Regions from separate parts of the Mus musculus genome. Here region 2 is linked to region 1. A link is a loop called in an ENCODE intact Hi-C map of the cell type or tissue named here. Cell type or tissue: gastrocnemius. All regions are shown on one strand.

Evidence for each region. Hi-C counts contacts between places; a loop is a spot of excess contacts. Peaks named below come from ENCODE experiments on the same cell type or tissue, not always from the same donor. Only the 100,000 strongest peaks of a DNase experiment are listed, where the experiment ranks them.
Region 2: a loop joins it to region 1, with 2.2 times the contacts of the local background. A loop is called at or near these places in 1 of 42 quality-filtered maps.

What each region holds. Positions count from the first base shown.
Region 1 is chr1:189,805,397-189,809,396 of GRCm38, reverse strand. The region is part of intron 3 of Ptpn14 (protein tyrosine phosphatase, non-receptor type 14); the gene reads right to left. Among named protein-coding and RNA genes, the nearest start is that of Gm51739, 29 kb to the right of the region's middle. In gastrocnemius, no CTCF peak of the experiment used is centred here; no DNase peak of the experiment used is centred here; H3K27ac peaks cover 804 bases.
Region 2 is chr1:189,754,174-189,758,173 of GRCm38, reverse strand. The region is part of intron 1 of Ptpn14 (protein tyrosine phosphatase, non-receptor type 14); the gene reads right to left. Among named protein-coding and RNA genes, the nearest start is that of Gm51739, 22 kb to the left of the region's middle. In gastrocnemius, no CTCF peak of the experiment used is centred here; DNase peaks (open chromatin) are centred at 626, 1,251 and 1,711; H3K4me3 peaks cover 543 bases; H3K27ac peaks cover 2,805 bases.

The DNA of each region.
Region 1 (4,000 bases):
GTTAGACAGGCCGGCAAAAATGAGACAGTGAGAGACTCCGTCTTAAAAGACAAGATACGTGGCTCCTGAGGAAAGGTGTCTGAGGTTGATGTCTGGTTTCCATGAGAGCACAGACAGGCAGAGACACAGACAGACAGACAGGCAGATAGACAGACAGACAGGCAGGCAGGCAGAAAGGCAGACAGACAGTCAGACAGGCAGGCAGAGAGGCAGGCAGGCAGACAGTCAGACAGGCATACAGACAGACAGGGAGGCAGGCAGGCAGACAGGCAGACAGACGCACACCCACACACATGCACGCACACCACCAGCCATGCAGCATAGATGATAAATAACAATGGAGAAGGTACCATCTCTAAATAAAATCAAGTATATGGGGAGTGCACAGCATATTAAAACCACACTTTAAAAAATAGGGCCAAGGACTTCTGGAAGACACCGGACCAATGGTGGCGTCATACCTTGATGTGGACTGAATAAAAGCCACACTCACCACTGCTATAGCAACAGCACCACTGACCGCCGCCAATGCACGAAGGACCCAGCCAGGACTTCTAACTGTCCTCCATGCTTTAGCTGAGCATGGCCACACTGCCTGACTGGTCCTTCTGGACTGAACCTGGGCTTGATGGTCCTATTAATGCCCCTGTGGCTTTCAGCCATCAACACTGCCTGTGCCTATCCCATTAGTTCTCCTATTATATTCTTATCTTACTCCACAACCTACTACAACTCTCTCTCATATTTATCTGGTCTCTGCTGCCTTCTAAAGGGGAGGCCTCTGTGAACTGACATATATGGGTGTGTGTGTATATATAATATATTATCTGAAAGCTAATGTTAGTAATTGGAATAAAAGAGCCTGTGACTACCAAAGGACCAGGGAAGTTGGACCACTGACAAACCGTGGCCAGTCGACTAGACATAGCTTATAGTACATTTTGATATTACAGAGATATATAAACATGCCTCTCTGTTTCCTTTTTGCTAGTGTGTGTGTGTGGGGGGGTATATGTTTGCATACATAGTACGTGTGTATGTGAATGTGCACATATGTGGGCCCCGGCAAGCACATGCAGAGGCCCACTTTCAGGAGTCTTCTTCATTGCTCTGCCAGTCACTGCCTTGTGACAGGGTCTCTTACTAAACAGGAAGCTTGGTTTCTGGCTGGTAGGCCTGTGAGCTCTCACAGGATCTGCCTGTCTCCACCCCCCTGCCTCCATTGCTGGGGTTCCAAGGCCTCATGACTGCATAACAAGGGCTCATGCCCACTGAGCCTCCTCCCAGACCGCATCTATGTTTCTGACACAGTGTGCGCTTACGACATTCCTATTGTCTCCTGACTGACTGTGTGTACTCACACGAAACTCTGAGGAGAGTGTGGGACCTAATGGGAAACAAGTACCGAAGGCCAAGGTGTCCAGCTTCCAGGGTCAAGGGCATCCATTGCAGCCGTTGTTTGGTTCTGCGGTTTGCTTCATTTTCCTTGAACATTAAACCAAAATAGTTCTTTGCTGACTCCAGTAGTCATCTGAAACAGACTTGGGAATTCTGGAAGCTAAGTGACCTACATCAGGTGTCCCATCAGACCCACAACAGTCGTCTCCATCTTTCCACAGTGGGTCATTTACTTCAGGGACGCCAGCCAAGAAGACTTCAAGTTTAACTTAGATGATCGTATGCTTTCTTCTTCCTAGTAGCACTGTTTGTAACATCTTCAAAAACGGGTTTGCTCCTCAGAGGCGCTTTCTTCCTAAGATTATTTCATCTTCATGATTTCCTAGTAAAGCATCAAGTCTCTGGCTTGGTTTCGGCTAATTTTAGGTCAGCTATGCTGCACTTTGCTCCGACCTTGGCACTGGTGGGAAACAGCAGACGGAACATCCTCTAGTTCCCTCCAGCTGCAAGTGGATGGCGGGCTGACCCGGAGCCAGTTGGGGGCTATCAACAGCAGCGAGCTGTCGCATGTCCCTCCGATGGCTCAGCCTGGGCTCTTTCAAGTTTCCCAGACACACCTGGTAACTTGACACAGCTTATTTCCTATGTCTCACTTTCCTGCTCTTCCAAAGGCCTCAGTGTCATCTGAAAGCCTGGCACTATGTGCCCAAGGCTGGAGATGACTGATAAATTCAAACTAAAGCCCGTCCTGGTTCCCTTTAGCGCACAATGCCCACTATGTAAAAGGCTCCTTCAAAGGAGCGCCTGTCCCCTGTCACTCTGTCTACGCTACTTCCTTCCCTTTGACAAAGCTCATCCCTCCCGTGCCAGCCATTCTGGGGTTTGTCTAAGCAGTCTCGGGAAGGAGAGCGTGGAGCTGGCAAAGTCTCTCAGGGAGTGGAAATAACTCCTACCCACAGCCTGCTTCACCGAAAACCATTCTGGGGCTGGCCGAAGGGCCAGGCTTCTGTCGTAAGTGGCAATGTGGCTGAGCAATATCCCTCTGCCACTCTGGTTCTGTAAATAAAGGACTCAGCCTCCTATGGGGCACTGTGTTTAGATACTACACTATGATCCAAACAGGCTACAGCGGCTCAGGATTTGGGAAGTGAGTGGGAAAGATAGACATAAAACAATGGTATCCATTATCATTAGATGTGGCATGTTCCCACAGGGTTGTGGGTTTGCTCGCTTGGTCTCCAGCTGGTGGTATTAGGAAGTAGGGCTTAGCTGGAGGAAGCAGGTCACTGGAGAACAGAGCCTTGAGGTTTATAGTTTGACTCCTCCTCCCTGACCCCCTCCCCGACCCCCTCAGCCCCCACCTCTGCTTCCAGTCCCTGTGAGGAAGAGGAAGGAGTCCTGGCCTCACATTCCCACCTCCTCACAGCTGCCTGCTCACATCTCTCCCTCACCACAGCAGACTGTGTCCCTTCAAACCATAAGCTGGAGTAAATCTTTTTTCCCTTAAATTGCTTCTTGTCACAAGTTTTGATCACTGATGAGAAAAAAAATAACATAATGTCCTCCTTACAAACAAATTTCACGGGTAGTCAGAGACGAAACGGACACTGACATGAATATGTAAGAATTCTGAAACATTTGAGCTTCAACTCTCCACAGATAGCCTAAGGACCTACAGACTGGCCCTTAAGTGACACTTACACACAACTGAGGTCTTTGAAGGAGGATTTGAAGGCAAACACTTGCACACTCAGCTCAACCACTATAATCTCTTGTAGGCAGTTAAAGCATCAAGACAGACAGACAGACAGACAGACAGACACTTAATTTCATGGAAGCAAATGGGTCAGTGAGATGTGGTTGGTGTGACTTTCCTACTGTGTGCAAAATAGAACTATTGGCAGGCACAACTGAAATGCCTACAGGACCCAGGGAGGGCATGGGAAGGAATAACTCTGCCACCGTAACTTCAAGGGACAGGAACAAGGTCAGCCACGATGGCATCTGCCCGCCTATACAAGTGTCTTGCTCTGTCAGAACTGGTCTTGTCAATCAATCAGCCTTCCTAAGCTTAGTTGATCATCTTTGATGAGGAGAAGTGTGGACAGACATTCTGCTCTGGCAAAGGGGTAGGAAAGAGGGCTGACAGGATGGCTGGGTGGGGGTAAAGATGCTTGCCACACAAGCCTGGTAGCCTCAGCTCCATTCTGGGAACCCATGTAAAGATGCAACTGACTCCACAGGTGTCCTCTGACAATCCCCACCCCACAAGCACACCATATGCACAAAAATGCTGTAATCAGCTTCAAAGTCATATGAAAGATACCCTTGATCTAATGACCCAGATGCCCATTTGCTGGGTACTAAGGCTCTCTATATAAAATGAAACACTTTTGTTTTCAGAGACAAACACCCACACCCATCTCATCAGGCCCCTGTGACACACAGCACAATAGCTTGGTGATAGCCTGCGTCCAGCCAGAGATGGAAGCTGCACAACTTCTCAGAACTGGAAGTCCTCCTTGAAGTCCACACTTTCCAGGTCTGCTACCACTCTGCTACTGTGCCTTTCCTGTGTGGACACAGAGGACCTGCCCTTTGC
Region 2 (4,000 bases), 51 kb after region 1:
TGGCCTTGAACTCTTGCCTCCATCTCCCAAGTGCTAAGATTACAGCTCTGAGCACGTTCTCGGTCGTCACGATATTGGGGGTGGAAACCTCAGCCTCACAAAAGCTGGCCAGGCACCCTAATAACTGAGCTGCACCCTAACCCGTGGAGCCATGACGATAATGCCTTGGGGGTGGAGGGCAGACTCTGTCCCCAAACAAATCTGAAAATGAGACTATATGCATCAAGTCCTCTCTCCCCAGGTCAAGCCTTCACCCCACAATTCAGTTCTACAACGCCACATAACTGAGGGCTCCGAGGACCTTGCCATAAATGCCTCCCTCAGAATCAGAACAAAACTGATTAGAACCCTGAATGAGACACAGGATCTGAGAGCTCTCAGCCTGGCCTCGCCCAAATCAGGTACTAGAAGTATATACGCAGGCAGTTTGCTAAGACACCTGGACCCCAAGCCTGTCTGGACCCCAGTCTCTCCAGTTAACAAGCGACCTGCCCTCGTTTACAGCGGTGACTAAGGACGGAGCAATTTCTCACCCTAACATCCCAGGCTGGTGCACCTCAAGGACCCCTGGCTAGTCGAGCACCTCCCATGGGAACACACCTCTTCCAGGGGTTAGATGACATCTGGGGAACAACCCACATAGTCAACGAGATTCCAAAACTGTTCAGTACATCAGTAATCCCGTAAAAGGGCTTTCCTCCTCCTCTCCGGAGACACGCTGCCATCTCTCTGTGACTGGCAGTTACCTCTGACAAAAGGCAACTTTTCCTGGCTGAACTAAGAAGGGACTGAAACTTTGGGGCCTCAACCAAAGCTCTGCGTGCAGTTAGTTAATAAGGTTCTCCTGAGCCCTTTCCAAAGCATACGGCAGAAAGCACACTGGACCCCCCCAACCAAGAGCTAGATTTGCACCCGACACCCTCATCCCCAGGTTCTCATGGGAAACTCCCTGTACCGCGCTGTGCACAGAGGACAAGGCCCATGACACAGCAGTAAATCATTCTCGGCCCCCTAATTTCTTCACCCTCCTTTTACAGCTAAAGGACCGGGCTGGAAAGGGCTCCCTGTACTGGTTTTTTTTTTTTTTTTTTTTTTGGCTTTTGCCTCTAAGGCCTACAGTTTGAAAGGTCCTTTGCAAGGGAGGCAGTGACCAGCAAAATATACTGCTGCCTCCCCTAGAACATGGGTAAAAGAGAGCAGTCCCAGAGAGTGTTCATCAGGCGATGACGGCTGCCAGGGCGCTGCATTCCTGTGACAGATGGTTGGGTAAGATACGGACTTTCCTGCCGAAATCATTCTTGCCTGATTAGCAGCGGAGCAAAACAAAAACAGAACACGGTTTGCTAAACTGCGTGTGAAGTCGCCTATTCCTGAACGCTTACCCAAGCAACACACCTTACCACCGGGGCTGTAAATATTTACTTTCCTTGGGAACAGATTCAAGGGAAATAGAACAGGGTCTGGTGTTTGAAAACACTGGATTAACTCCGATACAAAGAAATAAAACACACGCACACACAAAGAGAAGCTCTGGAAGACAGGATGCATTGGGTGTCTCTCCTAGGAAAATCCTCCTATTTCCAGAATCGCACATGCTCCGTGGGTTGCCCTCATATCCCAGCTGGAAGAGAATTCCCATCTTACCCCACTCCACCCACGGGGCACCAGTCATATTAGTTTCCTCCTGACTTCTCGAGCACACCCTGGGCTGGAAGGCTTGCCTTCTGCATGTGCTCCCAGCCCTTGCGCCCTCCCCTTCATGGAGACTTCTTTGTCAAGTTCTCTCAGATCCTCATCCTTTTGATATGAGGGCCCAAGTTCAATTCCCGGGTCCCATCAGAGCATGGCAGCAAGCATTTGTAATACCAGCAGTGGGCAGGAGCTGGGCAAAGACAAATGGATTCCTGGAGCGTGTATGTTGATCGGCCAGAGATTCCTAATTGACAAATGTCAGGGTCAGTGAGAGACCTGGTCTCAAAAACTAAGGCTGAGAACAGAGAGCTCTGGCCTCCCAGTGCAAGGGAGTAAGCTAGAGCTGTCCCTCTCCCTGGCTTCTTCCTCTTCGCCACCCCCATCTCCCTCACTCCACTCTCTATAACTGAAAACACAACTAGGAAATTTCGGGGCTGGGATTTGCCTCAGTGGTAGAAGAATTAACTGGCAGGCATGAGGACCTGCATGCAAGCCCTAGCACCAAACCATGGAAATTATTATCTGGGGGTTCGGGTGTGGGTGTGGCATAGAAAACCCACTCTTCTAAAACAAGCATGGTTTGGGGCAGCTGGGAGAGAGTCAGGAAAGAGATCAGCCTTGTCAGTTGCTGCTTCGTGTTCTGAAAATACAGCCCAGGTTTGGATAAACACAGCCCAGGCTGGCCTTGAACTCAATATATGGGATATGCTAGTCTTGAACTCAGCAATCCTCCCACCCAGGTCCTAAGTGCTGGGATTAAAGGCCCACACTACCATCCCCACTTCTGTTATTTAAAAACATCTTTTTTGGTTTTAAGTAAAGTTCCCTTCAGCTGAACTGAAACTAGAAAGGTAAACTAGAGAAATGACCACACAAATATTCCCTTCGAGTAGCACGGAGGTTAAGATGATGCTCTCAGGAAAAAGGCCTTGGTCTGCCTTAATTCTGTTTCATACTTTAGGTATGATGGTTTTAGTCTATGGCTTCAGAAATTTTATTAAGTGCTTTTAAGTTAAAACAAAACAAAAGATGAGGCCTGCATCAGATACAACCACATCTCCACACCCTCCCACCCCAAGGTTCTGAGTCTGCAGCCACCTGGACAGACCCTTTTCATCCCACAGTCCGGCTCTGTGCCTACAGTGCACTGAGCCTCCAGGACAGCTGGAAAGATCTCCTGCAGTTACAGATGCATTCCAGAGAGAGTTTGGAAGGAGAGACGCACAAGCCAGGGCCGCCGCCTCGCGCCTCCTGCCCGGGCATGCTCATTTGGATAACCAAGCTGCTCCTCGCCCATGCAGCTCATCCTGCATAAAGGTCTGCTGGGTGGCAGAGGCCACAGCTTGTACAAACCCTTGGAGTCTAATATTAAATGAAAGATTCTTCAACTCTATCCAGATGACAAATGTCCACAGGGGCCTGCACTCTCCTACTCTAGGAAAGCTGTCGTTTGAAATTCAAAATAAGGGGCTGGAGGGATGGCTCAGTAGAGGGAAAGTACTTGCTGAGCAAGCAAGAGGACCTGAATGTGGATGTCCAGCACCACAGGTAAAGTCAGCCACAGCAGTGCACGTCTCTAACCCCGTGCTACGGGTGGCGGGGAGACCGGAGGCTCTCAGGGCTCGCTCACCACCAGCATTGCTAAAACAACAAATTCTAGATTCGGAGGGAGACCCTGCCCAAATAAATAAATAAATAAATAAATAAATAATAAATAATAAATAATAAATAATAAATAAAAGACACCTGGCATTGACTTCTGACACACAGACACATACAGTCACATATAAACACAGACACAAATACAGACACTCACATACATAAACATACACACACAGACACACACATAAACACACAGATACACAGACATAAACATATACACACACATAAACACACACGAACACACAGAGGTACACATATAAACACACACACATAAAGACACAGACCCACATACAGATATAAACATATTCAGACACACACACACACCATACAGATAAAAGTAACTTTAAAAGCTAAGGCACCAGTTATGAATGCAAGCCCTGTGAGAGCGACAGCTCAGTGGATGAGCAACTGTGCACAGCACAAAGCCTTGAGCTCCATCACCAACACTTGAATGAAAAGAGATAGCAGGGCAACTGAAGCCGAGTGTGCCCGTCCCCTGTGGCACAGCAGTGAGAGGCTGAAGGTAGCCAGAGCTGAAGGGATGCAGCACCACAGACAGGGACCACCGTGGCCTGTGAGGACACCACACACTGGCTACTCCTTCTACAGGCACCGTCTCTCTTGTTGTTGACTCTACAAACTGCAT